Linked DNA regions of Mus musculus: all the other regions are linked to region 3. Evidence: chromatin loops called from intact Hi-C (ENCODE). Cell type or tissue: heart. All regions are shown on one strand. Region 1 has its middle 2.9 kb from the start of D730003K21Rik. Region 2 has its middle 8.7 kb from the start of Gm31559. Region 3 overlaps Tgfbr2 (transforming growth factor, beta receptor II).

Region 1 (2,500 bases), 240 kb after region 3:
AAATCAGTTAATATAGCCCTGGATCTGCCCACTCTAGGCACATGGTTTGTAAATAAAATACCTGGATGATGTGTCTTTTATATGGGCTTATTAGGATCATAAATTTCTACTACAAATCTAGACAATAGAATTCTGCACTGAGGATGAAGCAGGCATGTGGTGAGCTAGTGCCAGGCTGCCTGTCTCCCTCGAAGCTAGGGGTGTTACAGCTGCTCAAGGTAGGCAGAATGCAGTCCAAGATAGGGCTCTCCTGATATCATTCTCTGTGAAATCAAAACAGATACATTCTGAGGCTCCCTGGTCTAGCCTGAACAAAAGGTCTGCAGGGCTCTGATCTGGCCAGAACAGCCAACGTGTTGCCACTCTCTGAAGAGAATCCCATGCTGGGGAGGTAGCCAGGGTTTCTCCCACTACCATAGCAGCGCCAATGCCAGCATCAGCAGTGGTGGCAAGCGGTGGTGGTCAGCATTGAGCAGCCAGAAGCCACAGCCGCAAGCCCCAGGGGCACGAGCCCATGCTTGGTGGATCCGAGGTGCAGCAATGAATTCTTCGGAAGAGAAAACTCTTTCCCAGAGTGTTGCAGCTCAATAAGACAGTCTCTCTCTCAGACGATTCTTGGTGAAATAACTCGTGTACTTCATTGCATGTAGGTTAGGACCTTCTAAACACTTTAGGAGTACATCCAGGGGTAGGCGTTTCCCATTGTCTCAGTCTGAGATGTTAGAGATGTTCTATCTGTATGGGGAAGGACTTCAGGGGTTCTCCCTGCATGACTGATTGCCATGGCTCTCTCAGTGGGGTGTCATAGTTACATGTTCCAGAACAAGTAAAGCTTGGCAGGGAGCTGGCCCCACTCCTGCTGTCCTGAGATTCCCCAGGGTCTGAGCCTGCTCAACTTTACCAGTGCTTCTGTCTGGTGCTACGGTCCACTTGTCCCACAAGCTGGGATTGCAGCAGATCACGCAGGACTAGTAAGTCGGAGAAGTGAGTCCCAGGCTAGCCAGAGTTATATGGTAAGACCTCCCTTCCCCCCAAATAAATATCCTTTGAGAAGTACCAGAAAGGTATGTGGCCACCACAAAGCAGGCCTGCTACTGAATGCTACAGCTCTACCTGGTAAGAGCTTTACAGATGACGCCTTCGGGAACTGTTGGGTGCAGAACACAGAACGTGCATTTATGAGCCTGGGGGATGTGTCTGCTTTCCAGCTGCTGTGAACAGTCAGACTTGCCTTGTGAAATGGCACCCAGAATGCTTAGCGTTGTTCCACTGGGACCTATGGTCCCCAGAGAGGGCTATTCTGGGAGAGAATGCAGAGCAGGGGTAGGGGAGTGGCACAGGGCTGAAGTGTTGCTTGATGCTGTGTGATCCCTGGTGCCCTATTCCTGTAAGTTCCTTGGCATGTCACCTAGTCCCTAGTAAACAAGACCTCCCAACATGTGACCCAAGAGTGAATGAACAAACAGCTATTCCCCAAACAAAAGGAAATGCCTAACGATCCACTATCTTCCTCTACAGAGTTCTTAACACAGTAGGCCACAAACCCTGCCTGCTTGTCCTAGCTATTAGCAATAGGATGTCTGACCTTTCACAGGGTACAGAGTGGGAAGCATGAGACTTTCAGTTCACCCTCAGTCATAGCCACTTGCAAACTGGGTACCAGCGGATTCACATAGAACAGAGGTGTCTGTGTGTGCTGGTGGGAGGGGAGGTCTGGGTATGACCTCTGTTTATATTTTCTTTTCCCATGTAGCTTTTAAAACTTTAAAGTATGTGCTTTGAATGAGATATTTAATAAACTAATAATATTAATTCCCATTTCTGCCTCCAGGGATATTAACCTGAGATTATTTCCAACCAGAAACAAATGTTTATTGTACTATGTTGGGATTAAAGCCATAGCAGCTATTCTGTCTTCTTGTGTGTTTCCATATATAGACCATAGAACATTGCCCATGGGAGGGGGGGGGGGGGAGAGCATGTTAACGTCATCACACTCACGGGCCTGAGAGCGTGATAGGCATGTGGGCAAGCTGTAGCTCTTAGCTCATTTTCAAGACAGATCTATTGCATTTTTAGGGAATACTCCATTCTGTTTCTTGGTTCAGATATAGCTTCCTTAGACCACAGGGAGGCGAACATTTTCTAGAAAGGTCTATAGTAGATGTTATATGATATGGAAAAACTGGTTTGTTTCTTCTGTGACACCTCAGCCATGCTAACTGTGGTCTCCACAGATAATATACAAAGGAGGATAGTGACCGTGTGCTAACACAGCTGCATGTGTGAACATTGCTTTCTTGAACTACATATAACCCATATGAACTATTACAAAATAAAAATAATACGATAAGCATTCTTTCTTTATCTTTACATGTTTGTTTCCTTTTCCATTCACCCCCCCCCCCAACTTTTATTTCTGACCATTTTATGTATGGGTAAAACGTACTATGATCACATGTACCTGCCCATGACCCTCTCCCTTAACTATCCCATACTT
Region 2 (2,500 bases), 300 kb after region 3:
ACAAGGGATGCAGAGCAGCCTTGTGAGTCTCAGTAGCTCTTGGGTGGGACATGTGGCATATCTGTTGGATCTTAAAAATGGTTTTAAATGTTGGGCTAATATTGTGAACCTTAACAGGTAGGATCCCTGGTATGTCCCCGAGAAGAGAATTGTGTGAGTAATCTTGGGTTTAAGAGAGCCTTTTTTGGGGGGTAGTGAATTTGTTTGTTTATTATTGAGGCTGTCCAAGGGGGGCCTTGATCTTGATATGTATTAGATTATTCCTTATGATCTTCAGGCTGCCACCTCCTCCACCCCTTCTGGCTTCTCCATCTTCCGAGCTCTGGGATCATAGACACATGTGTCAGTGTGTCAGGTTTTTGTGGTGTCTCCATTGCTCTGCAACTTAGCCCCTTACTTAAGACAAGGATTCTTAGGGGGTGACCCCAGAGCTGCAATGTCAGCATCATCTTGGGAGTTCCTTTGCTATGCAAATTCCTGGGCCACGTTCCAGCCCAGAAATACACTCAATCAGAAACACAGCGGACCGTTTTCAATGAGCCTCCAGGTGATGGTGGTTGGCATGCACACTCACGGACTGTGGACTGGAAGAGGAGAGCGGCATGCCTTTCCCATGAGTCACCTGATAGGACTTGGATTTATTGCTTTCAGGTGTTTTAAGTCGAGGGTAATTCAGCCAGCGGCATGTTAACACATTGCCCACAGCATAAAGAGAGAGTAAAATTTATCCCTCCACCCGAAGCTCATACTAAAGTGGTCTCCTCCTTCTTTGTTGCATTCCATGCAAGTGATACAAAACACACGCTGACCTCAACTATTTTCTAAGAAATTTGATAGGGGAAAACAACAAACCCGGGGACTCCACCTCTCCCTAGACGCTGCCGCTGTTTCTAACTGGCTTGAGCACTTGTGCCTGGCTGCTTGTGCTCTGGAGGTATCTGATGTCTCCGTGCCAGTGTAGCCCCCAGAAACACCAGCTCGGCTTCGGCTTTCCGCAGGGCTGTCTCGCAGAGAGTTCTTGATGGGGTATGCCTGAGATGCTGGCGAGAGTCTAACACAGGAATGCTGGCTCTGCTGGCTCTGCTGGCTCTGTTGTTCACACTGGCCAGGCTTGGCAGGACACCTTTCTTTAGGTTCTGCTGAATTACTTTTCTCACTCTGGTCGAAAAGCAGCTTAAAGGAGAACCAGTTTATTTTGCTTCATGGCTTAAGGGGTGGGGATGGGGGTGGGGGTAGGGGTACGGCTGGGAGTGGGGAACAGTCCTTCCAGATGGCGAATACAAGAAGGCAGGATCTTGAGGGAGCTGGTTCTTAGGAATGGTCCCTTCTCTGTTAGGGAGCAGAGAATGAAGTGAGACCGGAAATGCTTTCATAAAACCTCAAGGCCAGCCTACAGTAACCCACTTCCTCCAGTGAGGCTTCACCACCTACAAGGTTCCACAACCCTCCCTAACAGCGCCACCAGCTGGGGCCGTGTTCAAACACAGGAGCCTAAGAGATGTGTCTCATTCAAATCATCACAAGCTCTAAATTGTGCTCACAGTGCGCCAGCCGGGGCTCTACGGCCTGGTGCCTCAGAGTCTTGATATAGAAGGCACGCTATTGTAGCATTGCCAGGGCTAAGCCAGTGCCTCTACTCCCCGGAGGGGTCATTCGACACTCTAGTCTCGGGAAAATCACTATCCCCGTGAGTGAGCTCTGCTTTTCCAACACATTATTTTGTTTCATAGACGACTTATGAATACAATCAAACACCCCTAGTACCTGAAAGAACGCATAAGTCATAAATAACTTCCTTTGTGTTCTTTGCCGAGAAATACCACCTAGCTTCCTCAATCCCACAGAGGTGGGCCACGCATTCCTTACTGGCCATCTGGAACAGTGGAAACCTTCAGACTGTGGAGAAGTCAGCCACACCCACATTTCCAAACACGTCGTTAGACCCCAAAGCAGAAGGCTCGTGATTACACCCCACAATCAGCTCTGAGGCTCTGAACAGACCACCCATCTCTCGCTACACATGGTGGTAACTGCTGTGGGTGTTACTTAGCTCTTCCAACATGGAAGTATATTATATATACTAGATAATACAGTATAATATAGAAAATATTCCATGTAGAGCTATTGTGGGTTTGTAAAATGAGTTACATTATAGATCAAGGATTGTGAACTCCAGTATTAAGTTGGTTTTCTATTTCTATTAAAAAAAAAAAAGGAAGGAAGGAAGGAAGAAAGAAAGAAAGAAAGAAAGAAAGAAAGTCTAAGTAAAAGACCAGTAAGATTGCCCAATGAACAAAAGTGCTTGCTGCCAAGACTGATGGCCTAAGTTTGGTCTCCCAACTCTCAAAGTTGCCTTCTGACCTCCACTCATAGTCTGTGGACACACACACACACACACACACACACACACACACACACTTCACTTCCTTCTTGTTAGGAGCTCACAAGGCATCTATCTGATATGTACCCCAAAATCGTGGCAACCATCATTCTAGAGCTC
Region 3 (2,500 bases):
GTTATAAGCATATTATATCACCTGTGGCTTTTTCTGCCTCAAATCTGAAGGCCAAGCTCATTTCCTCATGCTTATACAACTGCCTTATCTCTCCTGGATTGTTTTTAAAGAGACATGAGTCTGTTGTAAAATACCCCACCCCTGACACACACACACACACACACACACACACACACACACACACACACACGCTCACACTCACACACTCCACAAGCTGTCTCCATCAGAGCACTGTGACTACCCACAAGAGACCTCCAAGACGGGGCTGTTGCCATATTCTCTCCCAGAAGCAGAGGTCATCAGACCCTTCCCTTAGATCCCACCCACACTTTTCTATACCTTCCTCCCGGATGTCTGTCTTTCTGGCCAAGCTGCAAGTGATTCTATGGTCTCAGGATGAGCTAGCGTGTGTGGGGACAGGGAGGCTAACAGAAGGGCGCTTAGTCTGTGCAGCTCTGGGGAAGTCAGCGTTCATGTGGGGGTGAAACTCTGTGGGTGATTCACACTCCTGGAACTTGCCCTGTATCAGACTCTGTTAGTAAGCATGACAACTTGTTTGCTTGACAAGTGGGACTTTGACGGGATCTTTACTTTGTTCTGTCCCTGGTGACACAATCTGAGGTGATCAGACATGGCACATCTGCTCAGGGAAATGCGCTCACAGTACTACTCATGGACAATCCATGTGGAAGAGCACAAAAGGACATTTTTGGCCATGCTGAAGAATAGTCTGGTGTGTGAAGTGGGTTTAGCTACTGGGGACAGCAACAAGAGGCAAGGTGGTCTGCGGACTTTGGATTTATTTGATCTACTAGACATTTTTATTTATATAAAAGACAAACACTGCATAGATTGAAAATAAGTGCTTTAGGTTTTGATATAAAAAGAATATTGTGCATTCATTCACATTCCTATTTGAATACATGAATATGGCCGAAGTGTTCAATAAAAGAATAAAACTTTCCCTTTATGTAGAGTAGTGAACAAGAGTCAACACTTTGAGGAATGACAGCGATGCTATTCCTTGGTCTTTTTCTTGAATAAAGAAAAGAAATGACATAAACAAAACAAGCCACAGTAACATGACACCATATTCCAGTTTCTGATGATGACCCGGAAGTGAAGTCACTTTTGAACCCTAGAAATCCCACTAGTGGACCAGCATTCTGTAAATTCCCCGCTAGAGGGCGGTGAACAACAGCTACTGGGTTAGCACTGGCAATCCAAAAGAAGCAAGTGGGCTTGGGGGTTTCCATGGTGTTCGAAGCCACAGAACACATAGATTTTTGTCCTACCCCCAATTTGACCATGTTGACCAAACAGAACAAAAGGCCCCCTTGGTGGTTCTCCAATCATGCTCCTATTTGGTTGAAAATAAGTCGCTTCAAAAACACAATTTCTTAACAAGACAGACTTTGGTTTGCAACATCCACATTTGTTGGGGGATTAACAAGTTTCCTTTTAAAGCTCATTCCCTGCTCTCATCCAAGTGGACACAGAGTCCCTGTCTCTACACAGGAGTCCTGTGTGACCCCTGTTCAAATATGCACTTGTAATTTCTGCCAAGGTTAGGACCATGCAGAGACCAGTAGCCATAAAGAAAGATTCTTAGAGCAGAGAGGTTCCCTTGCAGAGGCAGATGAAACTTATTATGCATACAAAGAGCCCTGACCTAATGAGGTCACACACAGGTGGTCTCCTGATGTCCAATTTATGTCAATTTCAAATCATAACATCAGATAAGTTTTGTGCAATCCAATCTGTTCCCAGAACAGGGTGAAATGAATGCACATTTCTAGTGTGTGCACGTGTGTGTGGGTGTTCGTGGGTGCACCTGTGATGGAGACCAGAAGTCAGTCAATGTCAGATGTTCCTCAGGGTGCTGCTCACCCTGCTTTGGAGACAATCTTCCTAGCCCTGGGCTTCCAGGGGTGTTCGTCTTCCCAGGGCTGAGATGATAAGAGTGCCCCACTGAACATGACTTTTGTCGTGGGTTCTGGAGGGGTTGAACTCAGGTCGTCTTGCTTGTGGTGCAACCATTTTTACTTGCTATCTCTCCATGCTCACGAACGCACTTTTCTTACAATGGATCCTGACTGGAAGCAGCTTTCATTTCCAGACTGGGGTGGGTGTGAGTAATGGGAAGTCTGGAGGCTTAGGAGTGAGCAGTGAGGCAGCTGCAGCCATGCCCTTCTTGCTGGAAATGATGCCCCCTGGGGGCGGAGCTAGGAACCACCTCCTCTGCTTATTGGGGAATCTAAGCTTCTCTGCAACCTCCCAAATAGTTCTAAAGAAGCTCAACTAACTTTTTCGACAGTGTGTTGATCGAGGAAAAGGAGGGTTCAAAGAGTCCCCGGACACAGCTGTACAGTATGGGCAGCGTGCGCCATTCAAATCCTGTCCGCTATTTGGGAGGCTGGGATAATGGAACCCACTGGTGTTGCCATGGCAAGCTGGAAGACCCAGCAGCAGAGCGACAAAAATTAAACACAGTGAGGCT

The links. A loop is a pair of places that touch in the nucleus more often than their neighbours do. Peaks named below come from ENCODE experiments on the same cell type or tissue, not always from the same donor. Only the 100,000 strongest peaks of a DNase experiment are listed, where the experiment ranks them.
Region 1: a loop joins it to region 3, with 2.6 times the contacts of the local background. A loop is called at or near these places in 7 of 42 quality-filtered maps.
Region 2: a loop joins it to region 3, with 8 times the contacts of the local background. A loop is called at or near these places in 18 of 42 quality-filtered maps.

The regions. Positions count from the first base shown.
Region 1 is chr9:116,323,210-116,325,709 of GRCm38, forward strand. No RefSeq gene overlaps it. Among named protein-coding and RNA genes, the nearest start is that of D730003K21Rik, 2.9 kb to the right of the region's middle. In heart, no CTCF peak of the experiment used is centred here; DNase peaks (open chromatin) are centred at 962 and 1,272; H3K27ac peaks cover 1,079 bases.
Region 2 is chr9:116,382,963-116,385,462 of GRCm38, forward strand. No RefSeq gene overlaps it. Among named protein-coding and RNA genes, the nearest start is that of Gm31559, 8.7 kb to the right of the region's middle. In heart, a CTCF peak has its summit at 1,468 (motif pointing left); DNase peaks (open chromatin) are centred at 569, 1,089 and 1,459; H3K4me3 peaks cover 739 bases; H3K27ac peaks cover 1,130 bases.
Region 3 is chr9:116,086,912-116,089,411 of GRCm38, forward strand. Tgfbr2 (transforming growth factor, beta receptor II) reads right to left here. Exons shown (of 8, transcript NM_009371.3): 8 at 784-2,500. Among named protein-coding and RNA genes, the nearest start is that of Gm31014, 34 kb to the left of the region's middle. In heart, CTCF peaks have their summits at 1,172 (motif pointing right) and 2,223 (motif pointing left); a DNase peak (open chromatin) is centred at 1,180.